Linked DNA regions of Mus musculus: all the other regions are linked to region 1. Evidence: chromatin loops called from intact Hi-C (ENCODE). Cell type or tissue: left cerebral cortex. All regions are shown on one strand. Each heading gives the region's core, and the rest is flanking DNA. Links, peaks and the distances in the headings are about the cores only. Region 1 overlaps Epp13 (epididymal protein 13). Region 2 holds the start of Zfp444 (zinc finger protein 444). Region 3 overlaps Zfp444 (zinc finger protein 444).

The links. Hi-C counts contacts between places; a loop is a spot of excess contacts. Peaks named below come from ENCODE experiments on the same cell type or tissue, not always from the same donor. Only the 100,000 strongest peaks of a DNase experiment are listed, where the experiment ranks them.
Region 2: it touches region 1 in a loop (8-fold over the local background); 7 of 42 quality-filtered maps call a loop at or near these places.
Region 3: it touches region 1 in a loop (2.6-fold over the local background); 2 of 42 quality-filtered maps call a loop at or near these places.

Annotation. Positions count from the first base shown.
Region 1 is chr7:6,278,027-6,288,131 of GRCm38, forward strand. It overlaps Epp13 (epididymal protein 13), which reads left to right. Exons shown (of 16, transcript NM_001177416.1): 15 at 1,388-1,425; 16 at 3,442-3,835. The coding sequence ends at 3,469. Zfp667 (zinc finger protein 667) reads left to right here and starts at 8,554. Exons shown (of 5, transcript NM_001024928.2): 1 at 8,554-8,628. In left cerebral cortex, for the core only: CTCF peaks have their summits at 4,913 (motif pointing left), 5,112 and 5,618; DNase peaks (open chromatin) are centred at 4,898, 5,787, 6,287 and 6,722; H3K4me3 peaks cover 1,238 bases; H3K27ac peaks cover 1,316 bases.
Region 2 is chr7:6,169,088-6,179,192 of GRCm38, forward strand. Zfp444 (zinc finger protein 444) reads left to right here and starts at 3,426. Exons shown (of 4, transcript NM_028316.3): 1 at 3,426-3,487. In left cerebral cortex, for the core only: a CTCF peak has its summit at 5,494 (motif pointing left); DNase peaks (open chromatin) are centred at 3,250, 3,811 and 5,515; H3K4me3 peaks cover 1,056 bases; H3K27ac peaks cover 839 bases.
Region 3 is chr7:6,186,429-6,196,533 of GRCm38, forward strand. Zfp444 (zinc finger protein 444) reads left to right here. Exons shown (of 4, transcript NM_028316.3): 3 at 1,706-1,814; 4 at 2,978-6,676. The coding sequence ends at 3,552. Among named protein-coding and RNA genes, the nearest start is that of Galp, 5.6 kb to the right of the region's middle. In left cerebral cortex, for the core only: CTCF peaks have their summits at 3,297 and 5,161 (motif pointing left); a DNase peak (open chromatin) is centred at 5,150.

The DNA.
Region 1 (10,105 bases), core at 2,243-7,242:
GGCAGATGGGAGATATACACACTTGCTAAAATTATCTTTTATGTATACTAGTGTTGATTTCTTCAAACGGTTGTTACCCAGGGTGATCCTACCCATCTGGCAGAATTATGGTTTTACTGATAAGAGCACAGAGGCCTTAAGGCAGACCAAGATTCAATAATGGTTGTGACCCTGTGCTACCCTCTGGAGCCGCCTCTTAGAAGCATATTCTTTGACGTGGGGTTGCCTCCTTTTGTTATGAGAATGGAGCCTAATTGACAGACAGTCCTGGGGACTAAACATAAGCAGAAACTTTTTCAACAACCCTAAACTTTAATTACGGTATGGAGTGAAAATTCTGCACCAGCCTGGTGAGAAGCACACTGCTTACCTCACAGCAGCAGCACTCCTTCAACTAAACTCTTTGTGTAACTTACTATTTCCTAAGCAAGCCTGTGAGCACATCCCATATAGCGTTAGTGTTACTACTCCAATTTACCTGAGTTGCTGCCTCATTCAATCTCAGAGACTGAATTCTGACTGGACTTGGCCACAAGAGGCCTCTGTTACTGAACCACAGATGGGATGAGAGGCAGGCAGTTCTCTACTAAGAGTTGTTTCCCTGTGAACGACACTTTGTATCCTCACTCCCCAGCCCCCGCCCTCCATATTCCGGAGAGTCTTAAGGAACAAGTCTTCACATCTCTGCCCGCTGAGCAGTGGTCTCTAATGTAGGCTAGGATGCCCTTGGATGTCCAGGATGAAGCTCCTTCAGCTTCCATCTCCTAAGTGCTGGTGTTAGGGGCGTGAACTTCCACATCTAGTTTAGGGTGTGCTTGGGACCAACCCAGGGTTTCATGCATGCTGAGCAAGCACCATACCAACTGAGCCACATGCCCAGCCCATCTGAGTTGTGAAATCAAGCCCCTGGGTACCGGGTGTAGAGTGAATTTGGAGCAGGATACAAGAGCAAGAAGAGAGACAAGGATGGTCAGGCCAGGAGCTGTAGGTAGTAGTGACCCAAGGAAAATCCTGCTAGATTGGCTAGACCAGTGGTTCTCACCCTTCCTAATGCTGTGACCCTTTGATACAGGTCCTCATGTTGTTGTAACACCCTCAACCACAAAATTATTTTCGTTGCTACTTCATAACTAATTTTGCTACTATTATGAATTATAATATAAACATCTGTGTTTTCTGATGGTCTTAGGTGACCCCTGTGAAAGACCCACAGGTGGAGAACTGCTGGCCTAGACTCTTAGCAGGAATGTGGCTCATGGATTGGGGTTGAGGGCTGAGGGAGACAGGGGAACCCAGGAGGTAAATCCCCGATATTGTTTGATTTTTATTTTTTATTTTATTTTTCTCTGTTTCACATCCATGCCTTCATCATTGTTGTCTTCTCCAGTGTTACTGCCGCTACTGTAACCCGGACCTGGATCTGAGGTATGGCATGGCAGGGAAGGGCATGCCACCTTTTGCCTATGGGTCAGGGAGGTTGGCTTTAAACCTCTTGGTTTTTTTTTTTTTTACAGGGTTTCTCTGTGTATCCCTGGCTCTCCGGGAACCTTTAAACTTATTTAATTACACTGTGATGTTATTATTATTTGGGTGTGTGTGTCATGTATACTTTTGCCATGGCACACAAACGGTAAGGGGCAGCTTACTGGAGTCAGTTCTTTCCTTCTTCCTTACATGTTCCAAGGAGAGAACTTCGTCCTTAGTCTTCAGTCTTGGCAGCAAAGTGCCACTGGATTCAGGAGCTTGGTTTTAAATAACTGATTTTGAAGTTAGGCCCTGGTTCTCCCTCCCAGCTCCACGCTCCCAGGAATAAGACTCAGACTCAAATTGCCATGTAGCTAGGCTCTTCTCTGACTAGATAAAACTCAAAACATCCCATTTCTTGTAGCCTACATTCTGCCATGTGGCTGTCTACCTGTACTAATCTCCTCACATCTGCCTGGCAAATCTCTTGCTTGGTTCTATCCCAGAATCCTTTCTCTCTACCGGGTGTCCCACCTTCTATTTCCTGCCTAAGCCATAGGCCATAGGCTTTTAAACTAATGGGTGGTGCATCCATACAACACACACGATATTCTCTCTAAAACCTAATGTCCAAAGTAGGGTTTGTAGGCTCAAAGTCAGAGTCACAGAATTGCACGGCAAGTCCCAAGTTCATTCTCCCTTCCTGTGGGAGCCATGTGTGTTCCCCTCCCCAGCACAATATATAAAATAAAATAGAATATAATTCTAAGCTGGGCATGGTGGCACACGCCTTTAATCCCAGCACTCGGGAGGCAGAGGCAGGCAGATTTCTGAGTTTGAGGCCAGCCTGGTCTACAAAGTGAGTTACAGGACAGCCAGGGCTATACAGAGAAACCCTGTCTCAAAAATAAATAAATAAATAATATGTACATATTTTTTATTCTAAGTGGGATTATTATTATTATTAAATAAGACAGCTTGGGAGATAGTTCAGAGGTTAAAAACATGTACTACTTTTGCAAAGGACCCAAATTAAATTATCAGCACCCACATTATAGGACTTGTACAACCTGTAACTCTAGCCACAGGAGACCAGGTGCCCTGTTCTGACCTGCAAGGGCACCTGCATTCACATGGACACACCTACACACATACACACACACACACACACACACACACACACACACACACACACACGTACACACACATGCATAATTAAAAATAAATTAGGGGCTGGAGAGATAGATCAGTAGGCACAAGCACTTGCTGCTCTTGCAGAGGGTTCAGGTTTGGTCGCCAGCACTCACAGAGTGGCTCACCACCATCAGTACCAGGAGATCTGACACTCCCTTCTGGCTTCCACAGACACTGCATGTATGTGGTGCACATACATACATACATGTGGACAAATACACACGTAAAATAAAAGTAAATCTTTAAAAATATTTTTAAAAATTCGGGTGCTGATGGTACATGCCTTTAGTCCCAGCACTTGGGAGGCAGACATAGGCAGATCTCTGTGCGCCACCACTGCCCGGCGGAATTATGCAAAATTATGCTTGCTGGACTTACCTTAAGGATGGAGAAAGTTTAACCTGTAACATGGCTGTCAGGCTGCATGACCATTTCAAGGGTGGCAGAGGTAGGGGCTGTACAGGCTGCGTGAGCTAGGACGAGCAGGCGCTACTCCTGCCAGTCTCAAGACGAGATTTCTCGGGTTTGGACACACCTCGATCTCATTTTTGCTCCAGACTTGATCCCCTGGTTGCACAGAGGTCTGAGTGAAGTGGTATCAGCAGGTGGAACAGTTTGTTGGGGGGGGGGGGGCGAACAAAGTGGGAGGAGCCAGGCCCCGGACGTAGGTGAGAAGCGCAGGCAGGCTCAGGGGTCTCGAGTAAAGTCCTATGGGGTCTGAGAACATATGAAGACCTAAATAAGTGTCCAACTGTGACTGCCCTACTTTCTCCTCTTCCGTAGAGACGACCCCTGCTGTTCCTTCCAGTGAAGCCGCTCTGCTCTGTTTTGCTCAACCCTCACAAGCCCTCCGTCTCCAGAGCATTTCACTTCCCAAGGAAGCTCTTCGAACTCTGGCTTATCAACTAGCAGAGTATGAGTGTGTCCAGAGGCTCAGCAGGAAGCCGTCTGGGGACCGTGCCCTGTGACAATAGCCAGTAGAGCAGCCGAGTGAGCCTTTGTAAGGCTTTCCCCAACACCTTCTCTTCTGGGCCATTTTCAACCTTTCTTTATTGTGCACTAATTAATTGCTAAATGCTTGTTTCTTACATTCACAGAACAGCAAATGACACAGGGTGGAGGGGCGCTAAGAATCATTTATAATTTTCAAATAAAAAAACCCTTGATTTTTGATTGATTTTTGATTCAGTGCGTATTCAGTGAGTTCTGTGTGATTCTGTGTGTATTGAGGGCATTGGCTCAGCAGTGAGTATCTTTAACCACTAAGCTGTCGTGCTGACCCTCAAACAAAATCCAAGAGCAGACAGAAAGCCCTGTCTCTCTCTGCTTTCAGATGTTGAGTGAAACCTAAGTGTGCTTTAAAGCTTCCTGACGTGCTGGGCTTCCTTCCTCTCTTTCCAACGCTTCTCGCCTGTACTGCAGTAGCATGGCTTTGGTAGGTCCTACACCTTCTGCCTGGGTCAGTTCTTTACTCTTGAGTGTCTGTTTGTGACCCTTGTTAACTTATGTTATTAATGAGAATAAGAGCCCCAAGACGAACCCTGATTTCCCCAGTCTCATTTGATGGCTCTGCTGGGACTCCCCATAATTTCTGGTAACACCTTTTCCTGCCTCCTCCCCTTTCTCGTTTTTGTTGTTGTTTGTTTGTTTGTTTGTTTGTTTTGTTTTTTGATACAGAGTTTCTCTGTGTATTTGTTGTCCTGGAACTCACTCTGTAGACCAGGCTGGTCTCGAACTCAGAAATCCGCCTGCCTCTGCCTCCCAAGTGCTGGGATTAAAGGCATGCGCCACCACTGCTCAGCTCCTTTTTCTTTTTTCTTTTTTTTTTTTTTTGTTTGTTTTAAAGACAGGGTTTACCTATGTAACCCTGGCTGTCCTCACTGTGTAGACCAGGCTGCCCTTAAACTCTCAGAGATCCACCTGCCTCTGCCTCCTGAGTGGTGAGACTAAAGGCAAGTGCCACCACTATTATTTCCTGTCTTTTAATACTTTCATTGGCAGAGAAAATGGGCCCATATTCCTGCACCTCTATTAAACAGTGGATACGGAGAATCAGGAGTTGAGAGCCATTGTTGACTATATAGTGAGTTTCAAGCCAACCTGGAATACATGAAATTTTGTCTCAAAACAAAAAACAAGAGGATAGCTCAGCAGTTAAGAACAGGGCTCCTTTTGCAAAAGACAACAGCTCACAACTGTCAGTGACTCCAGTTACAGGGGACTTGCCACCCTCTTCTGGTCTCTGCTGGTACTGCATACATATGGCATACTTCCTGAAGGCAAATCACACATATAAAATAAAAACATCTTAAAAAAAAAAAAAAAGTAAGGTTCAAGGCTAGATACCGGTTATATGCACTGCTTTATCCTTGGCAACCACACTAACTTGGCTCCTAATAAGTTACAGTTCAGACCAGAGGAACAAGAATGCTCATCAGAGTGGGCAGTGACCCAGCTTGCCTCAAGCTGAGTCGGATTTTGGACTTCCTGTCCAATTTGGAGGAGAAAAGAAACCTGAGTACTCCATATTGTTGCATTCTGCTCACTTACTTTTTTATTTTTTAAAAGATTTATTTTTTTTATGTATATGAGTACACTATACCTGTCTTTAGACACACCAGAAGAGGGCAGATGGTTGTGAGCCACCATGTGGTTGCTGGGAATTGAACTCAGGATCTCTGGAAGAACAGCCAGTATTCTAACCACTGAGATATCTCTCCAGCTCCTGTTGATTTACTATAAAGCAGACAGCCAGACACAACGTGAGGGTTTGCACATACATATTGTTGCACAAATGCCGCCCCCCTCCCCCCGTCCTATACCCTCACTCCCACTCCAATCACTCCACACTCCAATCCTCACACGTCGCCGGTGCTCTTAGGAAGGTCATGAGAATCCTTGTGGGAATCAGCCTTTTTAGTTGACCTTGGAACTCTGGCTTGGGGGGGAAAAGCAGATTAAACACAGGGTCTGCTGTCCTCACATCTGACGCGAGGCGGCAGTCTCGTCATTTCCGTCTCCAGATCGCCACAGAATGCAAAACTACAACTCCCACAATCCCTCGCGCCTAGCCCTTTCTTCGCCTCCCTCTTTCCTAACACAATGCTAACACCCTAAGAATATCTGCAAGGCGTTTTCAGTCTTCCAAACCATTCCTTGGTTCAGACGTTTCTGCTAACAAACTCCGTTTTATTGACAAGCGCGCCTCCCACCTCTCTGCTTCCTTGACACTACAATACCCAGAAGTCTCTGCACCACTTCAAGCCTACAATTTGTAGCCTTGGAGACAGAGAAACGCTAGACCGCTGGTTAGGTTAGGGGGAGAAAGACTGCTTCTAGAGAGAGCAGGATTCCGACTGGTGGAGAGGCCTATTTGTTCGCTTCCTTTTTCTTTTTCTTCTTTCTTTCTTCACTTCATTTTAATTCTTTTTTATGTTAGTATACAAGTTCTAAGTTTTTTTTTAATTACTTTATGTATACGAGTACACACTGTAGCTGTACAGATGGTTGTGAGCCTATATTTGGTTGTTGAGAATTGAATTTAGGACTTCTGCTCACTCCGGCTCGCTCTCGCCCAAAGATTTATTTATTATAAATAAGTACACTGTAGCTGTCTTCAGACACACCAGAAAAATGCATCAGATCTCATTACGGGTGGTTGTGAGCCACCATGTGGTTGCTGGACTTTGCTTTGGAAGAGCAGTCCATGCTCTTACTCACTAAGCTATCTCATCAGCCTAAATTCTAAGTTTCTTTTTGGCCTTTTTTCATGCAATTTTTTTTCATGGTGTTGTTACTCTTTACTCCGTGGCTGGTCTTCTCAACAAACCCCTTCCCCAACCTTGTATCCTTCCACCCCCAGTAGGCAAAAGGACACATTTCAGGGTGGCATAAGTGTATTGAGGCGGGGCCTCTTCTTATTTCCTCTGGGTCAACTGGACAGTTGCAAGTATGACAGGAGAGGCTAGTCTGAGCATGCAAGGCGTGCACGTTCCTGAGGTCCAAAGAGGTCTCCTGGGTGTTAAGTTTCAAGCCCCAGACAAAAGTGCCTACTTAAGATATTAAAGGGGACCTGGCCACCAGGTTCTACCTGCCTTTCTCAGTTTGTACCTATTACAGGGCCCTCCTGGCAGGCATACTCTGCCCTCTACCCTAAACTTCTCCAGCCCAGGGGCTGGGCCACCCTTCCCCCAGCTCTCCTTCCCTATGCAATCCAATCATTTTGGTTACCTGGTCCTTTCACCTACTCTCTTTAGCCTCCTGGCCTCTTGGTCTAGCCCTCTTCTCTCCCCTCCTCCCTCTCCTCATATTGCTTAGGGTCATGTTCACTTTGGACTCTCTCAGACATCCGTGCCTCTGACTATGTGTCCCTTTATCTACAATAAACCTTCTCATCTACCATACCTAGGAACAGTCATGTTCTTCCCTTTTTATTTTATTTTAGTTTTCATTCACTGGGAAATGAATGCAACCTTTAGTCTCACCCTTTCTGGTCTCCAAGATAACGAATTCCCTGCCTCTTTTGGTAGTAACATCATAGTTTCTCCTGGATAGATGGAGGTTTTGAAAGACTTGTGAGAATCTGAGTCACACTTCTTCTTTGGAGCCTCCCACCCTGTACCCCCATTCTTGGACTGGGGCTCTCTCAGTCTCTTGGTTTCCCCTTTAGAGAAATGATGTGTAGAACTTAACCTCTGTGCTTCCCTCCTACTTCCTATTTCTGGGGCCTCAGGTAAGGTCCAATGTGCTTGGAACCTCAGTTTTCCCATCGGTGAAATGAAATGCTGTGTTTGCTCAGTAGTGCCGTTGTTTCCCACATGACCATTCAGATGTCACAGTTGACGCTCATCACTGTCTTGACTGAAGATCTAAATGAGTCACTTCCCTTTCTCTAGGCACTTATATTTATACGCAGGTTGGGTATACTGAATTGTGCAGCTGACAGCATTTCACTTGTGCACACACCAATGACTGTGTTCTTGCTAAGGGATGCCATAACAGGGTCTGGTGTCTAGTCTACCCTTATCCTGGTGATTGCTGTGCGACCCGAGAGTCATTCCTTGTCCTTCACTGAGCCTAGGGTTTCCTCAAGTATTACCCCTATTCTCTTTCTACTTGGTGAGATGTAAAGTGACTCCGGAAGTGGCTTGAATGGAGTTATAATTTGATAAGGTAGGACCAGAAATCATTAGGGTTGCTCAAGAGGTTTAGGGCAGGCCTTTCCCCTTTACGTGAGATTTATACTGAGTTCCTAGAAAATTTCAGGTTTATAGTTTGGGAGGGAGTACGGCCTTATAAGTGTTGAATTGTGCTGTGGAGAGTCTTCAATCAGACTCCAAGGTGGAACGCTCCTCTTCTCACGTGCCCATCGTTTCCCCCATGGCTTTCTAAACAGCCACAGAAGAAACTCTGTCCTCTCCTCTGAGGGTCACAAGGTCTCCAGACAGGCGACAACGAGGATGGAAACACCCTTTTGGGCGTGGATATCCTTAGTCTCTTGCCAAAGCCTGAGGTTGGCGGTACAAGCTCGCGGTTGCGCACGGCGTAAGGCGCGTGGAAGCCCAGTGAGTCCGAGGTGTGGAACGCTAGGAGAAGCATCCCGGAAAGGACGCATGCTGAATGGACTCTAACGGGAGCTTGGCCGAACCCCTTAGAAAAGCGCTTAGCGTAGGAGGGCGCACACGGGTCGGCAGAATAGCCAACCAAATTATTGAGGGCGTGGCCTCGCGCTGTCTCCGGGGTTCTGCGACTGCAGCGTCTAGTTGCGTGTCAGGGGGCGTGGCTCCGCGCTCCGGGGGAAGCCCTGGGGGCGGGGCCGCACTGGCCTGCGTCCTTCTGGAGGGGCGGGGGGACCGGGGAGAGGCCCTGAAGGGATCCCTGGGGGTCTGGGAGGCGAGTGCGCAGGCGCGGGAGCTCTGTTGCTAGCAGTTCTGTGGCAGCTGTGAGACGGAGGACGCAGCAGGGAGACAGGTGAGGGGGTCTGGTGACTGCGAGCCTTCCTTCAGTGGGAATGATTGATAGCGTGTGTGTGTGTGTGTGTGTGTGTGTGTGTGTGTGTGTGTGTGTGTGTGTGTGACAGAGAGACAGAGAGAGACAGAGACCTGTTTGCGTGGGTCGCTCTGGTGATCTGAGTTGATTCGGGTGCACGCCTGAAGCTTCGTGTATGCTTGGCGTATATTGTTTGTTGTGGGGTGAACACAGTATGAGAATCCTTCAGGAGACTCCACGTGTGTATATGTGTGTGCGCGAGAGAAGAGAAGTGGAAGGGGGGCGCGGGAGAAGGGAAGTGGGAGGGGGGAAGGGAGAGGGAGAGACCGACTAGGCCTGTGAGCCCCAAGAAACAGGTGCGAATACCACCAACTGCGTGATGTGACCAGTGTGCCCTGTGTAAAGGAAGACACTACAAGGGGCCGCTAGTGGATGTAGGAACAGAGTTCTGAGCATCTCGGTTGTACTTGTGTGTGAGTGTGATAGACTGATGGAGCTGTTTATCATAGTCTGAGGGCACTCGGCCTGTGGGGCCCAGGGACAGGTGACTGTACAGGTCCTAGTGGGAAAGGAGGCCACCGCAGGCTAGAGGGGCCCAAGGGTGTGGGCACACAGTTCTGAGTATCTCTATGTCACTAGCTGTGCTGGTGTGAGAGTGTTGGCGGGTGTGTTTGTGTGTGTGTGAGAGAGAGAGGCTGATGAAGTTATTTATCAAAGTCTAGAGATACAGTGAGCCATCAGATGACAATGGCTTTGTGAGTGTGTGCCAGTGTGTGATTGATCGTGCCTCATCTCATTTGTTACCGTGGCAACGGGCTCCTCTAGAGGAGGAGATGTGATGGCCTAGTCTGGGAAACTGAACCTGTTAAGGATGAGACTTTTCCTTCTGTACAAAGGGATAAATGGCGCTCATCAGAGTGTTGATGGAAAGGCTAAACGGACTGTGAAATAATACAGGTGAAATGCCTTGTACAATGCCTGGGACATACTGAGTGCGGTGTAGAGTCTGGCCTTTGTTGTAGTGCTGACGGTGGAGGTTTGCTGTTGTGTTGTTGGCCTGTGTACAGGTAGGGTTGTAGTGGTGAATTCCAAAGGAGTTTTAGTGTCTACATTTGGAATTTGGCCGTCTTTCACCTCTAGCAGAGGTTCTGGATTGAGCAGTGGTGCACACACCCTCCAGACTCCTTTTATCCCTAGGCAAGCAACCTGGCTTCTTGGTGTCTGCCCAAGAATGGTCCTGCGGGAAAGTTGCATCCTACCCTGACCTGTGGAACCTGTTGGGTGTCTTCCTTATCAAGGTAGCTTGAAGGCTTCAGTAGAGGAGTGGTGGGGAGTGGGAAGGGCCTCAGGCCAGACACCTTTAATGCTAGCACACAGTAGCCCATGGGAGACAGAGGAAGGTGAGTCTCTGTGAAGTCAAGTCTAGCCTGGTTTACAAATAGATTTCCACGACAGGGCT
Region 2 (10,105 bases), core at 3,241-8,240, 110 kb before region 1:
ATCCCAGAAGACGGCACTGGATCCCATTACAGATGGTTGGGAGCCACCATGTGGTTACTGGGAATTGAACTCAGGACCTCTGGAAGAATAGTCAGTGTTCTTAACTGCTGAGCCATCTCTTCAGCCCACTTTCAACCTCTAAGCCATTTATCCAACCCCATCCTTAAACCTATATGAAAATATCTTTATTAAAACCCTACTCTGAAGCCGGGCGTGGTGGCACACGCCTTTAATCCCAGCACTCGGGAGGCAGAGGCAGGCAGTTTTCTGAGTTCGAGGCCAGCCTGGTCTACAAAGTGAGTTCCAGGACAGCCGGAGCTATACAGAGAAACCCTGTCTCGAAAAACCAAAAAAAAAAAAAAAAAACCCTACTCTGGAGAGGTGGGGAGAATGTGAATCTATGCAGGTGGTCACTCCATTACAGCAGTGAAGGAGTGGGAGGAGAGCTGCTGGGCTGCTGGCCTGTGTGAACTTTGTACCCAGCCTACAGGCACCTGGCCAAGTGGGGAGTATAGGCTGGAAGCTTCCTCCTAGTCTATTTGCTCTGTCCCCTTGCCCTGGCCCAGGCTGCAGCTTCTGAGGATTGTTTGTTTCTGCTGATGTGAACAAAGACACTGCATTTGGAACAGGAACTTGGATCTGAGAGAGTCAGACATGTGGGTGACCGTACAGGAGAAACTCAAAGTGTATATTGGACGGTTTTAAACAAGAGATAAAATCCCTCCTGTGTCTAAAGGAACCCTCTCATGCATGGAGAAGCAAAATGGTCCATATTCATACAACCGAATCTTATTTAGTTCTGTTCTTTGCAGTGCTAGGGATGAACTCAGGGCCTTAAAACATGTTAAGCAAACTTTTTAATACTAAGCCATGTCCCAGACTTTGTTGCTGTTTTCTTTTTTGTTTGTTTGTTTGCTTGTTTGTTTTAAGTTCAGTGGCTGGAGATATGGTTCAGTAGTGAAGAGTGCTTGTACAACACCCCCATACACATAAAATAATTTTTTTTTGAGACAGGTTTCTCTGTGCAGTCCTGGCTGTCCTGGAACTCACTCTGTAGACCAGGCTGGCCTCGAACTCAGAAATCCACCTGCCTCTGGCTCCCAAGTGCTGGGATTAAAGGCGTGCACCACCATGCCCTGCTTGATAAATTAATTTTTAAATAATATATATGTACACACACACACACACACACACGTAAGTCAGTTATTTTCTTCTGCCATATGGTTGCCAGCATCAAAGCTTGCCCCGCCTGGCAGCAAGCACTTTTACTTAGCTGAGCCATCTCAGGTTTTTGAGAAAGAGTCTCATGTAGCCCAAGCTGGCTTCAAACTCACTGTATAGTGGAGGGGAAGACCTCAACCTCCTGATCTTCCTGTGTCCACCTCCCACGTGCTGAGATTACAATTTTCAGTTTTACAAAGGAAGGAAATTGGGCCACTGAGATCGCTCAGTGAGTAAAGGCACCCGCAGCCAAGCCTGGTATCCTGCTTTCAATCCCGTCTCTGCCTGGGGAAAGAGAACCAACTCCTGAAAGCAGCCCTCTGTCCTCCACGTAACAAACTGTGACACGCATACACACTCATACCCCCCCCCACACACTGTCCTCCACGTAACAAACTGTGACACACATACACACTCATACCCCCCCCACACACACACTGTCCTCCACGTAACAAACTGTGACACGCATACACACTCATACCCCCCCCCACACACACACTGTCCTCCATGTAACAAACTGTGACACGCATACACACTCATACCCCCCCCACACACACACACACTAAATCACAATAAATATGTAGTAAAAAAAAAAAAAGCCAATATAGATAAACGTGAAAATAAAGCTGGGCATGGTAGTTCACACTTCAAATTCTGGCATTCTGGAGGCGGAGGCAGAGGATCATCCTTAGCCAGACAGTGAGTTGGAGACTAATCTGGGCTACAAGAGACTCCGTCTTAAAAAAGTTTTAAATCATATACGAAAAGAATCCAACTAGTATGTGAAAAGCACCACTAGGAAAAGAATGTGGTATTGCAGGCTCGCTCTTCAAATAGCAAAGCAGCTTGTGTGGTTAGCACACTTACCAAGATGAGGGACAGAGAGGGCAGAGAGGTGGGACAGGATTAAGTTTAGCTGTTGTGGGGATAGATCCGTCTCTAAGCTGTAAACTAGTGAGTAAATAGAAACTAGGGCAATGGTATTGTCCATCCACGAATTTGGTAAGGACAATAACAACTCTGCTTCACATGATTTCCTTTGTGTGCCAATGTCACCTTTTTTCGAAGTCCAGTGAGGAGGGGAGAGTCTCTGTCTGCCCCACTAGCTTGTAAGAGCCATCTATCACGTAAACAGAAAGTCTCATAACCTTCTTGCGCTCCTGCGAGTACGTGTGTATGTGGTGCGTTGGGGTAGTAGGTAGGGGTAGGGCTGGAAAGATGACAAAGAGGTTAACAACGAAGCACAAGCTATTCTAGACGTCCTTCTAGCACCTACATGTGGCTCACAACCGTCTGTAATACAGGTCTAAGGGAATCCCACGCCGCTTTCTGGCCTCCGTGGGTACTGCGAGCACATGGTGCACCGACTCAGCGAAACACCCATACATATTACAAAGAGCAAACTCAAAACCTTCTTGCCTTTTCTGAGGTAGGGAAACTGAGGCTTCAGTGTCCGTAGGGGGCTACACAAGCGCCGTTTGACACGTAATATTTTCCTTCCTATTCACAAGACGGGAAACTGAGGCTAGAGAGTGGACTGACAGTATGGGACGAGCGAACTAATTCTCAGAGGTCAGGTTTCGTTGACCAGCCTCAACCTTCCTTTAACCTAGTACTGGAGCGGGAGGGCGATACTGCAACTGTTGTCAAGGAGACGGATCTCCCACTGCTGATCTGAGGAGAACTCTGGCATAGCCTCCACGACCTCCTCTATAGGCGCTTAAAGGTCCTGGAGGCGGGTCTCCCAAGTGTGCTGCCTCCCCCGGTTTCCACGACAACGAAACCACAGATTCCTCTTATCCCTCCCCGACCCGTCCGCGTTTGCCAGAAGTCAGCCGGCGGGGTGTCTTGTGAGGGATGGTAGAGGAAGGAAATCCACGTGAAATCTGGGAAATGTAGTCCAAAATCAGAAGCGCTCTGTTTGCGCCTGTGTGAGCCAATAGGAATCGGGTTTTCTTCTTTACACTTTAAGAAATGTAGTTTTCTGGCTAGCTCGGGACGCACGAGCGTACAGGACTCATCACAGTAGGGCTAATGGAAAGCCGCTTTGTCGCGATGTTTCTTGGGAGATGTAGTTTCCAGCTGGGAGAGGTGGGAAGTGTTGGGTAGAATTAGCGATTCCTAGTGTAGAGAGTGAGGGGACGTGGGGGCGGGGAAGTACGGGTGAATTTGGCGCAAAGCCTGCTGGGGCATGGAGTCCCGATGAGCTTTGTGCGCATGTGCGGGAAGGTGAGGTTGTTTGGGGGGCCTCGCCCAGGAGAGTGAGGTGAGCTAGAGGGAAAAGGAAGGGCTGGGGAGTCCGGTGTACGGGGAACGGGCGGACCACGGGGAGGGGTACCCAGGTCTGGAGGAGGGAGAGGAAGGGAGGGATGGGCGGCTTGGGGGAGGGGGATGATAGGAGGCTGGAGGTGGGGTTCTGGGGGCGGGCCGGGGAGCGGGAGGAACGCGAGATGCAGACGCGGGAGAGTTGGAGGCCTGGGGAGGCTGGGCAGCGGGAGGGGGCTGGGATGTTCGAGGGGGAGCCCTGGGATGGTTGGAAACTGAGAGTGGAGTGGAAGTTGGACCCCACTGAGAAATCCTGGGGCGCCGGGACCTCTAACCTCTTCGAAAAGGATTGCGGGAAGGGGTCTATCCAGGGGCACCGTGCCATAGCAGCGTAGACCGGTGCAGGTGGCTAGTCCTGTGTGCTGGTCACACGTTCACACGCACTTCTGTCGAGTTGAGGTTCTGGAGGATAAGTATTTCTTCATTACAAGCGTATCCGCCTCATTAGCTTGTCGCGAGAGGCGAAATTCATTAATGTGCAGAAGGGGCTTGGAGACAGGTTTTAACAGGATAAGAGGGACTTAAATCTCTCGGTTCTGATCCTCCTGGCTCAGCCTCTCACGTGCTCAGATTACAAGCGTTGGCCTAGTTTTTTTGTTTTGTTCAGGGTTTTTGTTGTTGTTGATGATGGTGTTTTGGGTATGGTCTCCTGTAGCCCAGGCTGGCCTTAATCACACTCGAGAGCCATGCCAAGCTTTAAACCGGTGAAAGTAATTGAATTTAAAAACAAACAAACAAAAATACTCATCTTAACTTTTTTTTTTTTTTTTTTTGGTTTTTCAAGACAGAGTTTCTCTGTATAACCCTGGCTGTCCTGGAACTCACTCTGTAGACCAGGCTGGCCTTGAACTCAAATCCGCCTGCCTCTGCCTCCCAAGAGCAGGGCTTAAAGGCATGAGCCACCACTGCCAGTCTTCACTCCTTTTTATATGCTATTTTAACACCTATTCCAATTTACAATTTAGTCTTGGGCGCTTGTTTCACAGTGGCTTTACGTAAATGACTCACAAGGAGTTGGAGGGTTAATGTGTGTTGATAGTAAATGCAATAGGTGGGGTTTGTTTATTGCCAGGTGGTGTTCTGGGTACTTTTTTTTTCTTTTAATGATTTATTTTTATTTTAACGTGCATCCATATTTTGCCTGCATATGTGTTTACTGCATCCTCTGATTCTAGAGTTTCAGTTGTGAGCTGCCATGTGGGTGCTGGGCATTGAACCCAGGTCCTCTGGAAAAGCAGCAACCAGTACTCTTAACTGCTGAGCCACCTCTCCAGCCATGCTCTGGGGTACTTTTTTGCTCTTTATTTTACTTGACTTTCCAACCTCGATTATTGCTCCCATTTTACAGCCAAGGAGATGGAGATTAGTCTTTGAAAGGAGCAGTTGTTCTTTGACCGAGGACACATTGCTGGTACGCAGCTGGAATCGGTTCCAATTCCGAAGCCCTTGTCCTCTGAGTAAATATTTGGTGAGTTGTGCAGCTCAGGGCACAGAGTGCCCAGTGCAGATTCCTGGCCTTTTGAAGGACCATTGATGGATTCAGAGAGAATGAACATCAGGGTCGAAGTGTAGGAGAGAGAGGTAGAAGAAGGGGACACTGAAAGTTACGCATTTAATAGAATAAAAGTAAAACGAAAACAAACCAAAAACAGATGCTGGGGAGATGGCTCAATGGGCTAAAGTACAAGCTGAGGACAATCAGAACTGGGTAAAGGTTGAGCAGCACAAGGGCACCTCAGTGTGTGTTCACTGGCTTCTCATCGCAGATGAAAAGGCAGGCTTTAGGTTCCATAAGAGACTTTTAAAAAGGAAGGTAAAGGGGCTGGAGGGATGGCTCAGCGGTTAAGAGCACTGGCTGCTCTTCCAGAGGTGCTGAGTTCAATTCCCAACAACCACATGGTGGCTCACAACCATCTGTAATGGGATCTGATGCCCTCTTCTGGTGCATCTGAAGACAGCAACAGTGTACTCATATACATAAAATAAATAAATAAATCTTTTAAAAAAAAAAAAAAAGGAAGGAAGATAAAGAAACCCTAACCTCGACCTCAGGCCTCCACAGGCAACGCGCACGGAATGCGCTTGAGTGCCCACCCCCTCCAGAAATCAACAGCTTGGTGAAGTAGAAAAGCAGTTAGAGATTATTGATGTGGGACACAGAGCTCTCCTCTTTCCATGGTATCGTGGACCTTGCTCAAGAAGTCCACTGCCCATCCTTTGGGGCCAAGCGAGGAGGAAATAGTTAACTTTTGTAGCATTTAGTTTAACTGGTTTGTCAGCCAAGAGTTACTTTTTGTGACCTGGAACTTAGGATATGTGGCATAGAAAGACTAATGACTAACCAGTGTCAGTAACTAGTTACTAAGTAGTCAGTGTTAGTAACTAGTAACTTTTTAGCCAGTGCCCTAATTGACTATTTTAGTTCTGTAGGCTCTGTGTGCAGAAGGAAAAGCTAACTGTTTATCTCACCAGCCCCTGCTTTCCTGCCCAGCCACTTTAAAACCCCGTCCCTGCAGTAGGTGACAAGCAGCTTAGGATCCTTATCACCCACTTCTGGGCCAATGCTGAGTTACTCTTGATCTGGCCCTGAAGGCCAGTGCCTGAACGTGCACTTGCTGAGGTTTTCCATCTTAACCTTTGCCGGGCATCCTTTTGAATTCTCTACAGCCCTTACTCCCCTGCCAGGCCCAGTGTGAAGGTCTGCAGGCCACTGTAGGGTGAGGCTTCTGAGGGATATAAATATGTATCTCACTGTTACTTCCATTCTCTTACCTCATCTACACGTGTGTCTCCTCCTACCATACGGCTCTCGACTGGCCACTTTAGGTCATAAATCTGAATTTTCTCTTTATTGCAGGAATTTGGGCTTGCCTCAAAGGAATGCCCCCTTTCACTTGATCCAGACATGAAAGACATCTGCTGTGGACTTTGACGTGGGGAGTGGGGTGGGGGAGTTGCTGACCGCTCAGACCATTTGTGATTGGAAACTACTATGTTGATAGGCTTGTGTCTCCTAGGGCTCCAGGGAGGGAAAGAGCTGGCAGGAACCCGTTCCCATTCCTCCTGCCTAGCATCCACACCACAGTGCTAATCAACCAGGGTTAGTTCTCTGTTGTCCCTTTCCATCAGCTAAGAAAGGAATTTGTTTTGGGAAATTGATATGTAGTTTATGGCATGTTTTACCTTCAGATAGTAAAGCCACAGAATGATAGAGTCTTAATTCCACCTTATAGACAAGCATGCCAAGGGACCGGCGATGTGACTCAGCTGCTAAGAGCACTTGTTGTTCCTGTAGATGACCAGGGTACCTCTTCTTTTTTAAATATATCACTTATTTTTATTTTATGTGCATTGGTGTTTTGCTGGCATGTATGTCTTTGTGAAGGTGTCAGAAACTCTGGAACTGGAGTTACAGGTAGGTGTGAGCCACCATGTGGGTTTTGGGAATTGAACCCAGGTCCAGCCAGAGCTCTTAACAGCTGACCCGTCTATCCAGCCCCGATGACTAGGGCTCTAATCCCATCACGCATATAGTGGCAAAAACCAAAAACCAGTATAACTCCAGTGTAAAAAACAGATAAGCATGTTGAGAAAGGCTTGCTTTCCTTTTTTTTTTTTTTTTGGTTTTTCAAGACAGGGTTTCTCTGTATATCCCTGGCTGTCCTGGAACTCACTTTGTAGACCAGGCTGGTCTCGAACTCAGAAATCCACCTGCCTCTGCCTCCTGAGTGCTGGGCTTAAAGGCGTGAGCCACCACGCCCAGCTCCTTTTTTTAAGATTTATTTATTATTATATATAAGTACACTGTAGCTGTCTTCAGACACTCCAGAAGAGGGCGTCAGATCTCATTATGGGATCTCATTATGGGTGGTTGTGAGCCACCATGTGGTTACTGGGATTTGAACTCAGGACCTTTGGAAGAGCAGTCAGTGTTCTTGCCCACTGAGCCATCTGACCCCTGCTTTGCTTTGCTTTGCTTTGCTTTGCTTTGCTTTTCTTTTCTTTTCTTTTCTCTCTTTCTTTCTTTCTTTCTTTTTTTTTTTTTTTTTTTTTTTTGGTTTTTTGAGACAGGGTTTCTCTGTATAGCCCTGGCTGGCCTGGAACTCACTTTGTAGACCAGGCTGGCCTCGAACTCAGAAATCCGCCTGCCTCTGCCTCCCTAATGCTGGCCACGCCTGGCTGCTTTTCTTTTTTTAATTCTCATTTATTTTGTGTGTTTACGTCAGGGTGAGGAGGAGCTGACATGAACATGCCATGGTGTGTGTGTGTGTGTGTGTGTGTGTGTGTGTGTGTTGTCTCATACACATAATATACTTATTTATATGGGAAAAAGGACAGCTTGAAGGAGTCCATTCTTTGCTGTTCAGTGGGAGTCCTAGGACTCACACTGGGGTCCTTAGGCATGGAGATAAGCACCTTTACCCACGGAACCATGTCACTGACTCCTGGCATCTTCCTGTTCTTTGTAGGAGTGCCCTCTTTACAATGTCAGGTACCTGGGCTCTGCCTTTTGCAGTGATTCTGCTGCCAGATCACTAACAGTAATGTGGAGTAGTGGGGTTTTTTTTTCCCTTTAATTACTTCCTTACTGTGTATCGTCAATTGATCCTCTCAGCTGTGTTCAATTAATTTAGCTCTCAGCAACTGTAGTAAAAATTTAAAGCTAGGTGATGGTGGCTTATGCCTTTAATCCCAGCACTCAGGAGGTGAGGTAAGCAGATCTCTTAAGTTCAAGGCCATGGGGCTGGCCAGATGGCCCAGCCAGTAAGAGCACGGACTGCTCTTCCGAAGGCCCTGAGTTCAAATCCCAGCAACCACATGGTGGCTCACAACCATCCGTAATGAGATCTGATGCCCTCTTATGGTGTGTCTGAAGTCAGCAACAGTGTACTTATTTATAATAATAAATAAACCTTTAAAAAAAAATGTTCAAGGCCATTCTGATCTACAGATGGAATTCTACAACAGCCAGGGCTACACAAAGAAACCCTGTCTCAAAACACACACACCCCCCAATTAAAATTAATTGTAATTACAATATAAACATTTATATAATGAATAATTATATATAAGTATAATTTAATTTTACTGCAAACATCCCCCCATCCCAAGCCCTTGTATATTAATTTCTCTACTATGCCTCCCAAACTGGTGAGCTCTTCTCTTTGAAACAAGAAAATATAAACATAATGCATAAAGACAACATGCTCAGTCCATTTATTGTTCCTTGGATGTTTATGAACTCAGGGCTGGCTATTTGCTATTTTAAAGCCTATTAAGGGACTCATCCCTGAGAAAGGCTAATGTTCTCCCCTCCCCTCCCTCTCTCTCTCTCTCTGCAGCCATTACTTGCATGTAGTTGTTTTGTCAAGGGTTGGGGTTCCTCCTCAGCTAGTCTATTGATTCTTGTCACCATTCAGGCCTTGTTTAGGCAGCTGTATTGTTGGGGTATCATAGGTTCCCTGTTAATTCTAGAAGCTGTAACGTCACACCAGACTTCCCGATTCTCTGGCTCTTGCAGTCTTTGTGCTGCTGCTTCTGTAGTGTTCCCTGAGCCTCAGGTGTGCAAGAATTGTGTGATAAATGTACTCCCCACGGCCCACGGATCTCTCTGTATGACAGTTGTGCTTTTCTCTCTTTGCCGGTCCAGCAAACTGGAGCTGGTAGGTTCTCCTCTAAGACCCAGGACCTCAATAGCCCCGGCAATTCCGCTAGATTTCTAGTATCAGAGGTAGGATGTAGCCTTTTAATTATTTATTTTTTTAAAGATTTTATTTATGTATATAAGTACACTGTCGCTATCTTCACACACACCAGAAGAGGGCATCGGATCCCATTACAGATGGTTGTGACCACCATGTGGTTGCTGGGATTTGAACTCACGACCTCTGGAAGAGTAGTCACTGCTTCTAACTGCTGAGCCATCTCTTCTCATCCCCGGTTGTAGCCTTTTAATAGACAGGCAGCCCATGTCGCTGCAACGTAAAGACTCCAGGAGAGATTAGAAGAGATGGAAGCTAAGCCAGGGCCAGGTTTTAGAGGGTTCATGCATAACATGGAGTGGACAGAACAGTAAACTAACTTTGAGCATCCCAATCCCAAGTTATGGTGACGATAAAGGTGACTGAGGTCGTGTAGGGTGGGGTGTCTTCCTTTGTGTTATCAAGCTCAGAGTGCCGCATCTGTAAGAGGCTCTTTGCTTTGACTTAACAAGAAACCAAGGGCTTCGAACCTTAGACATAGTATTACCGTGAAAACCTTACTCCTGTCTTACTGTCCTTGACAGGACCCCCACGAGGCTTCAGGCTCCCCGAGGACTGTGATTCCAGGCTAGTGTCTCTCGTCCTTAGTGCAGCCGACTCAATGATGGCTGGGGCCGATGTGTGTGGAGAATGCCCCAGAGTATTCAGTTGTGTCTCTGGCTGTACCCTTCAGCCACAAGCAGCACTGTTCACTCTACCTCCTGTCTGACACTCAGAATGTCTCCAGGACTTTCCTGGGAGTCAAGCCACCTTCCAGGTTTAGAGCCATGCCCTCATCCACCATCTGTCTTCAGGAA
Region 3 (10,105 bases), core at 2,538-7,537, 91 kb before region 1:
AGCTCCCTGCTCATCTTGGCTAGGTTGCCAACCCTCTGCCACTACCACCCTACAGTCCAACCCAGCCATTTCAAAGACAACCTGAAAATGCAAGCCAAGGACTATCTCAAGGAACGTAGATCCAAGAATCTTAAGTAGAATATTGTCTGCTCAAATCTAAACTGATGTGTTGTAGCCAGTGGGCTTTACACAGATGCAAAGCATGTTCTCTCTGGAAATTTACCAGTGAAGTGCAACTCTGTCAACAGAACCTATCATTCAAGGCTGAGGGCAGCTGAGTGATGGGGCAGGACTCAGCAAAGGTCAACATCAGTGCACAGCAAGTAGGTAGGTAGTTGGTGGTACATGCCTGGAATTCCAGCACTCAGGAGGCAGAGGTAGAGGCTGGCCTTGTAGTGAGTTTAGAAGATGGCTCTCAGTCTGCAAAGCTAGAAACTGTCTGCTAGAAACAGGCAGAGCAGGTGCCTACAGAAGCCATACTGCTAGGAATGCTTACGAGTCTTGACCAGCAGGTGGAATTATATGCATGGCTAGTCAACTGTGCCTCTGCTGTGTGATCTAGGTCACCCTCCCTCCAGCCAGTGGTCCAGTACAGTTAAGACGGGAGGTGAGGAGAGGGGTGCTGTGTGTGTAACTCCTGCATCTCTCATTTCCTAGCACCAGAGGAATTCTGAGAATCACTTCTTGGGAACATGAGCTTAGAAATCTACCCTGTGTCCTGCCTGGTTCTTAGCTTCATGCTTTTCTGAGATAAAGGTTGCTTCAAATTTACATTTTACCCAGACACCAGCAGTTCAAGTAAGATTCAAAACAAAGGAATGAGTTACCTGTTACTTGATAGCAAATGCCCCCAAAGCTATGAAGTTGTTGTGGGCCAGAGGGTAGGCGTGACTGGGGAAAGTGGATCTGTCACAGGGCCTCTTGAAGAGGCCACAAGGTATTGACCATGGCTGTCACCACTTAAAGGCTGACTTGAGGCTAGAACCCCATTTCCACTGAATTTGCTTGCACTGGTTGACAGGAGACTGAGTTTGAACAGCCTGCAGCAGCAGCAGCCAGCTTCCCTTCGGAGATGCAGCGAGGCAGCTCAGTGGCTAAAGGTCCTTGTCATCAAGCCTGATGAGGAACTGAGCCTCACATGGTGAGGAGGAAGCCAACTGTCAAGAGTCATTCTCTTGACCTTCATATGTACAATGTATTTCCCATCCCTGACACACACACACACACACACACACACACACACACACACACACACACACACACACGGTAGAGAGAAGGCTCTTCAGTTAAAAGCTCTTGCTGCTCCTGCAGAGGACTGGAGTTTGGTTCCCAGTGCCCACGCCAGGTGGCTCACGACTTCCTGTAACTTCAGCTCCAGAGGATTGGATGCACACTCTTACATGTATGCTCATGTACCAACCCCCAAAACCACAGAAATGAGTCTTCAGTGAAACCAAAACAAAACAGGCAGTAGTGTTGCACACCTTTAATCTCAGCAAAGAGTGGCAGATCTCTAAATTCAAGGCCAGCCAGGACTAGAGTTCCAAGACAACCAGGGTTACACAGAGACATACTTGAAATGGCTAGAAAAACAAAACAAAAAACCCAACAAGACAGGCAGTAGGATTTCAGAACTGTGTGGTGGGAGAATGGCAAATACAGGATATTATAATTTCTCAATTTGGCATATGCTATCTCATTTCAGGGCCCAGCAACCTCCCCAGATGGGTCGTCAGCAATGAGGGCACCTCGGGATGTGACCGAAGGCCCGGGGGTCAGTGTTGGAAAGGAAGAAAGTGGGGCAATTCCCTTAGGTGAGCAGCCAGCTCCTTCTTCACTTCATTCTTGGTAAAGAAAGAAGTCTTTGTCTCCCAGGCTAAGTCAGGGACTGACCTGGCAATTTTAACTCACTGAACGCAGTAGGGACAGCTCACATAGGCCCCTGCCTTTGGGGAACCAGCCCGTGGAAGGTGGGCTCACACGCCTACTGTCTGCCAGGTGCTGCTCTGCCAGCCTGCGGAAACTATAGCATACCAAAGCAATGTGATCTTTGGAGCTAAGATCTCCTTGTGCAACCCAGGCTGATACAGTCTCCTGCCTCAGCCTTCCTAAGTGCTGAGATTTGAGGCATGCAGCTGCCCAGATCTGGCTGTAGTGTTTTTGGGTGCAGGGTTCTAGAAGGACTTGCCCAAGGGTGGATGCTGCTAAATCCAGACTGGGCCCAGGCAGCCTGCCTCGAGGCCTCTGCACCCCAACATACTCTGCCTATCCCAGGTGCTATGGTGGCCTGTGTTAAGTTCCCAGCCCTGAGCTGGGCATGGAGTCTGTTATGTCACATTTGGATGAAGTGACTCCTTATATCTCTCAGACGGTGGGGCAGAAGCCAGATATTCAAGAAGAAATCAAATAGCAGCTGAGGGTGGGAATAGGGCAGCAATGAGAGACAAGTGGGCATTTCAGACAACAAAGGAAGCCAAATTCATGATGTAAAACTACTGGAACCAAGGTTGTGGACATTCCTGGGGCTCCACAGAGCAGATGGGAAACCTAGACAGAGGAGTCATATGGTTCGTCTGTCCCCTAGTTTCCCTGCCTCAGTCCATTAGTTTGTTCCATTTGGACACCCCCAGCCTCTTATAGAGCAGTCAGCCCACCCATTATGTTCTCAGTAATGTACCTCTCTCCCCACCGCCTGGCTCCTCCATCCATCACCTTTGTTCTTACATCATTATGAACCCTCACCCATGTGTCCATCGGTCCACTCCCCCAGTACTCCCTCTACCGCCTTGCCACCATTTTGTCTCCTTACTCCCTACTCCCTGTCTAGTCATCTACGCCTTGGTGTTTATTAGGCTGCGTGAAGCTCCTTGCTAGGAGGCACAGAGGTGGGAAACCTGCCCTCCAGCCACCTCCCTGCCCCAAACTGCTGCCCACCAGCTCAGCCCCAGCCCTGACTGCAGTGCACCTTTTCCCGCAGGAACCTCCTCTGGGACAGAGGTACCCGCAACGGAGAACAGCGGGGCCATGCGCCCATACAAGCAGGAGCCGGGCAGCCCCCCACCAGCTCCACTGGCACCGGTCCTCCCTGCCTTCCTGGCAGCTCCAGGCACTGTGTCGTGCCCGGAGTGCGGGAAGTCTCCCTTGAAGCCGGCGCATCTACTGCGCCACCGGCAAAGCCACTCCGGTGAGAAGCCGCACGCGTGCCCTGAGTGCGGCAAGGCATTCCGGCGTAAGGAGCACCTGCGGCGCCACCGCGGCACGCACCCCGGCAGCCCAGGGCCTGCACTGCGCCCCCTGCCTGCGCGCGAGAAGCCGCACGCGTGCTGCGAATGCGGCAAGACCTTCTACTGGCGCGAGCACCTGGTGCGCCACCGCAAGACACACTCTGGCGCGCGACCTTTCGCCTGCTGGGAATGTGGCAAGGGCTTCGGGAGGCGTGAGCATGTGCTCCGTCACCAGCGTATCCATGGCCGGGCGGCCGCGGTAGCTCAAGGGACTTCAGCACCAGGTCCAGAGGGTGGTGGTGCCTTTCCGCCCTGGGCTCTGGGGTAGCTGGGGTTCTAAACACCTGCTGCAGGGCGTCATCCCCTTAGAGTTCTCCCAACCCCATTGCCTCTTCCCTTTTGGGCCCCATATCCACTCCTCCCTTCCTTCTGGAGTTCTCAGCTTTCACCCACCCCTGCGAAAGACCCTTCTCTCCTTCCCTCATTCCATCCCCTTTTCATGGAGGAGAGACTTGCCCCAGGACACCCTTCAAGTGAGAAAGGGGGCTCAGGGAAGGAGCAGTGCCCCCACTCCTCCCTTCCAAGGATCTTGATCTTGAACCCCAGGACAGAGTCGGGGCCAATGGAGAGAAGAGGCCTGGACCCGGATCTGGTTCTCTCCATAGCCTAAAGGAATGAGGTGGGGAGAGGTACCCGAGAAAGCTTGTCACAGATGGCAGGTCACCAGCACCTGAGAGAGTAATAAAGTGACTGACTCAGTGTGTACAGGAGTCTGACTCTCCGGTGTTGTGGGAGCTGAGCATCTGAGGCACAGGGGACTTGGGGACTCCTCACACATCGCAGGAAGAAAGACTAGACTCGGAAGGTCTGGCAGCAGATCACTCCCATCCTGGTTGTCCTGGCTGTATATAGCTTCAGGTAGGTGGACCGCCCCCGAAATCCCCTTTTCTGAGCAATAGTTCCCGTTTCGTAAGTCATGGTGCTTGTAATGTCGCCCACAACCATTACTAAGTTAATAATATTGCTAGGTGCCTCCGGTCCACTCCTAATAACCAAGTGCCAGCCAGCAGGTCTGAAAGCACCTCAGTTCTTCACAGTGACCGTCCAGGAATCTAGACCTAACTTCTCTTCAGGATGCGCTTCTTTGGGTATAAAGTCTGCCCAGTCTGCTGTGGAGCAGACTCTGGGACAGTCCTTAGCCTGGCCCTGCTGGCTCTTCTGGGTACCAGCTTTGAGCTCCTGGGCTCTGCTTCCTTACCAGAACTCTATGTAATGGCATCACACAGTGGAGGGAGGTAGAGGAACCCCAATGCCCACTCAATTTTTTTTTTCCTTAAGATGAGAACTTGCTGAATCAGTCTAAGCTGACCTTGATCTCATTGTGTAACCAAAGGTGACCACAGATTTCTGGTTCTCCTGTCTCCATCTCCCCAGTTTGAAGATCATAAGTATGCACTATGTCGTCTGTGATCTTAAAAGGCATGTGCCACCATGCCCAAGTTTTATTCCGGGTTTGCTTGGTGGGTTTTTTTTTTTGTTTGTTTTTTTGTTTTTTTTTTTTTTTTTTTTTTTTGAGACAGAAATGTCATGTATTTCTCACTATCCTGAAGCTTGCCATATATCAGGCTGCCCCCAGACTCATAAGAGATCCGCCTACCTCTGCCTCCTGAGTGCTGGGATTAAAGGTGTGGACCACCATGCCCGGTTCTCGTTCTTAATGCATACATGGGACCTTCCTGGAATACATACCCAAAGAAATGGTCGAAGCTGGACACAACTATACTTTTAGGAAAAGAGTAAGTGTATGAATAAGTGACAGAATGGGTAGGGGTGGGGCTCTGGCAGAAATGGGAGTTTCGCTAGGAAATACAGTTAGGAGGGTTATATGATGCTATCTTCATGAGAGTATGCATTCCTTTGAGGCAGTGCTGCCCTCTGGTGGTGAGGGCTGTTTCTGGAACTAAGAAGGCATCATCTCTGGGAGTTTTTTCACCTCAAGTAAGAATGAGCAGGTAGACAGCCCTTTCCACAAAGAGGTTTTTATTGTTGTTTTGGTTTTGGTTTCTCTGTGTATCCCTGGCTGTCCTGGAACTCGCTTTGTAGACCAGGCTGGCCTCAAACTCAGAAATCTGCCTGCCTCTGCCTCCCGAGTGCTGGGATTAAAGGCGAGTGCCCCCACGGCCGGCTCACAGAGGTTTTTCAGGAGCATATTAACTCATCCTTTACACCTTCAGTAGTCTTGACTGTGGCGCTCCTGCCCCAGCCCCTGTTAACCATGCTGCTGCTGTTGCTTCAGGCTTTCCAGTCCTAGTGGCAGGAAAGTTATCTAATTCGTTTTTCCAAAATTGTATAGCTACTCTGTTTCAGAGACCCACAATGGTGTAGAAGCAGATAACACCATCCACCTTTGACAAAGCTGCCAAGCCCCAATGTCCACCCTAACATGGCTAATGAACCCTAGTTCTGAAGACCACACCAAGACATTGATGCATGCCTCAGGGTCCACACCCATGCAGTATCTTTCATGGCAGCACTTGGTGTGGAGGTGTCCGTCTTGTGCAGTAAGACAGGCTGGAGAAGTCACATTATCAGCTGCAGGCTTTCAAGTTACTGGGAGGAGCATGGAACAATGGGAAGGTGGGGGTGTCGTGCAGACAGAGGCCATGTCATTTGGCATAACAGGAAGCACACAGTGAAAATGCTGTGCTTGTCTGAGATGAATCAGTGGGTAAGAGCACTTGCTCTGTAAACAAGGACCCGAGCTCCATTTATCAGCATCTATAACATTGCACTGGCGCAAAAGCAGAATTCTTACTAGAGAAATAGAACTGAGAACCAGTTCTCCTATAGCCACCCAGAGGCCAGCGGTACACACTGAAGAAAAGATGGCATCTTCAGCAGATGGTGCTGGTCACACTTGATAGACACATTCAGAATGAGCATGCATTCATATCCATCACCCTGCACAAAACTCACCTCCAGATGGGCCACGGGCGTCAACATAAGTCCAGATACCTTGAATCTGATAGAAGAGAAGATAGGGAATAGGCTTGAACTCGCTGTCCCAGGAAAGGGGTTTCTGAGCAGAGCACTGATAGCCCAGGCACTAAGTGCTACACTTAATAAATGGGGCCTCATAAAGCTGAAAAGCTTTGCACAGCAAAGGACACTATCATTCAAGCAAACTGACAGCGGGAAAAGAAATCATTACCAGCTACCAGTCTAGCAGAGAGTCTGCACCCAGAATGTAGAGAAGACTAAAGAAACCAAGCAGCATGTAAACCCAGCCCAATTTTAAAAGTGAGGCATGGCAATATACAGAGTTCTCCAAAGGTTAAACAAATGGCCGAGAGACGTTTTTACAGTGTTCATCATCTTTGCCATCAGTGAAAATGCAAGTTAAAGTGACTTTGAGATTATTTTAGCCTAGTCATAATGGATATGATTTAAAGGAAAGAAAGAGAAAGAGAGAAAAAGATAGCTGGGCAGTGGTGACAGACACCTGTAATCCCAGCACTCAGGACACGGAGGCAGGCAGATCTCTGTGAGTTCAAGGCCAGCCTGGTCTACAGAGTGAGTCCCAGGACAGCCAGGGCTACACAGAGAAACCCTGTCTGGAACAACCCCAAATAAATAGATAACAAGTGCTGGTGTTGGTGTTGAATAGTGAACACACACTTGTTGCTGGTGGAAATACAGACTAGTGCAACCACTATGGAAGTCAGCCTGGAGGTTCCTAAAAACAAGAAACCAACAAAAACCGAAAATAGCTGCACTGCTCATGGGCACATGCCCCAGAGACTCTACCATCTTATTATAGAGACACTTGTTTGTCCGTGTTCATTGTTGCTCTCTTTATAGCCAGAAGGTGTAAACTGCCTAGATGTCTGTGGTAGTTTGTATATGCTTGGCCCAGGGAGTGGCACAATTAGGAAGTATAGCCTTGTTGGAGTAGGTGTGTCACTGTGGGCATGGGCTTTAATACCCTTATCCTGGCTGCTTAGAAATCAGTATTTTCCTAGCAGCCTCCAGATGAAGATGTAGAACTCTCAGTTCCTCCTACACCATACCTGCCTGGACACTGCCATGCTCCCACCTTGATGATAATGGACTGAACCTCTGAACCTGTAAGCCTGCCCCAATTAAATGTTGTCCAAATAAAAGTTGCCTTAGTCATGGTGTCTGTTCACAGAAGTAAAACCCTAAGACAATGTGTATTAGCCAATGATGTCCATCAAACTATGAAAATATGCGTGTACACAATGGGCTGTTCAACTGTTAAGGACACAAAACTCAGAAATTCACAGGTAAATGGATGGAGCTGGAATCAAATCATTCTGAGCGAGGTAACCCAGACCCAGAAAGGCAAGCGTCGCACATTTTCTCTCATTGTGGACATCAGCTGTATGTCTTCACATTTCTATGTCTCATTTGGGATGTTCATGAGCTCAGGAAAGTAGTAAGGGGTGGGCTGGGTAGGGGCTTTCAAGGGAGGGGAGATAGAAAGCAAGCGGTAATAAAAACACAGAGGCAAAGCTCCAGTTGACTTCATCAGTCAATCATGGGAATGTGTAACTTGAAGAACCGAGACAGAGGGACTGTGTGAGATGAAACTCAGCTAGGCAGGGTCACCCCAGGGGCCTGCTCTCTGCACAGTGCTGGTATAGCCATGGCCTGGTTCTGCCGGAGTTTGGCTCCCCCTCCTGGTGACAGAGAGAGACAGCAGCTCCCATGGCTAGGTCATTCTTTGAGCAAAATGAAGAAACAGGTGAGAGAGGGTGTAGAGAACACTGGGAAGAAATGTGGAAATGAGGCGACTGGAGAACTGACTCAAGGCCTAAGAGCGCCTACTGCTCTCTCAGGGGGCCCAAGTTCAGTTCCCAGCACACATACCTTGTGGCTCACCACTTCCCTCTAGCTCCAGGGGATCTGGCACCCCTTTCTGGCTTTTGCAGGCACCTGTGTATACCTGACATGCATTCAGACACATAGACACATAAATAAAACGAAAAAATATTTTGGACGAGAGAGAATGACTAATGAGGATGTCTTTGGGCCTCCCTTCTCTTGACTGTTCCCCTCCCTCCCTTCTTCCCTCCCTGTGGTCTCTAGGTAACCTCCTCTAGGTGTCCATCCCATAGCCTTCTGTCCTTTGTCCTGATGACATCACCTCCCATCCTCTCTTCTCTTTCCCAGAAAAGCCATTTACAGTTCTTGTCATTTTATTCTTCCTGAGAGTCCTCCTCCTCCTCTCCCTCTTCCTCCTCCTCTTCCTCCTCCCCCAGATCTGAGGTCACACAAAGGAAACTGCAGCCCAACAGCTCTCATCCATGCCTTTCCTTGACTTGACATTTTTCAGCCAGAACAAGAAGGAACAGGGGCTGGTTCCAGAAGCACTTTAGGTGCGGGGAAGGGGGGAGGGAGGTAGAGGGGGTGGCTGATGTAAAGAGAGAAGAAAGTGCTCCATGGTCAGTGGGATATGGGAGGGAAAGGGGGCCCTTTGGCAGAGAGGAAGAGACAGAACTCCAAGAGAACCCAGACTTTTTTTTTACCATCTCTCTGGGAGCAAATGGCATTGCCAGGAGTTATACCCCCCACACACACTCCCACCCTCACCCCCAGTTTCCTCTCAAAATTGGCTGCTGTCCAGGGCAAAGAGGGAGAGAAAGGAAGAGAAAGATAATAACAAAAGCAAGGAGAGAGCTGGAACACACACAGTGGTCCCATAAGTTGCTCACCCTACAGCTGTATTGAGATCCAGGAGCTATCTGCTCTAGGAAATTATTGGCCAGTGAGATAGCTCATTGGGGGAGTGTGCTAGCCATCAAGGCAGTGAGATAGCTCATTGGGGGAGTGTGCTAGCCATCAAGGCAGTGAGATAGCTCATTGGGGGAGTGTGCTAGCCATCAAGGCAGTGAGATAGCTCATTGGGGGAGTGTGCTAGCCATCAAGGCAGTGAGATAGCTCATTGGGGGAGTGTGCTAGCCATCAAGGCAGTGAGATAGCTCATTGGGGGAGTGTGCTAGCCATCAAGGCAGTGAGATAGCTCATTGGGGGAGTGTGCTAGCCATCAAGGCAGTGAGATAGCTCATTGGGGGAGTGTGCTAGCCATCAAGGCAGTGAGATAGCTCATTGGGGGAGTGTGCTAGCCATCAAGGCAGATGACCTGACTTTAATACCCAGGACTCATATGATGGGTTGTCCTCTGACCTCCACACGTGTGTTATGGCATATGATTACCACAAATAAATAAATAAGTGATGGAATTTTAGAGAATATATGTGTGCGCATGGGTGAGTGTACCTGTATGCACACACAAAGGCCACAAGAGGGTGCTGTGTGTCCCTTCTCACCACTCTCCACATAAGCCTTTGAGGTAGCATCTCTCCTAGAACCCAGGACTCATTCTTTTTCTTGGTTAGGCTGGTGATCTGCCTGTTTCTGTCTATCCACCCCTTGTCCCAAATTGAAGCAGGGAATATAGGAGGATATAGGACATCTGGCTTGTTACATGGATCCTGGGGTCCAAATTCCTTGGACCTCGTGATTGTGCAGCAAACACACTTAACATCTGTGCCACCTCTCCAGTCCCTTATTTTGTTCCGTGGTTGGTTGAGTCAGGGGTTCACTAAAGACCAGACTGGCCTGGAACTCATGAGCCTCCAGCCTCAGTCCCCAAAGTGCTGGGATTACATGTGTGCGCAAGCCTTCCGGGCTGAGAGGTGGTGACGCACACCTTTAATCCAGGCAGTCAGAAAGCAGCAGCAGGTGGATCTCTGTGAGTTCAAGGCCAGTCTGGTCTACAGAAGGAGTTTCAGGACAGCTGGCACTACACAAAACTCTGTCCTGGAAAACAAACAAAAAGAACAACCACAAAAAAT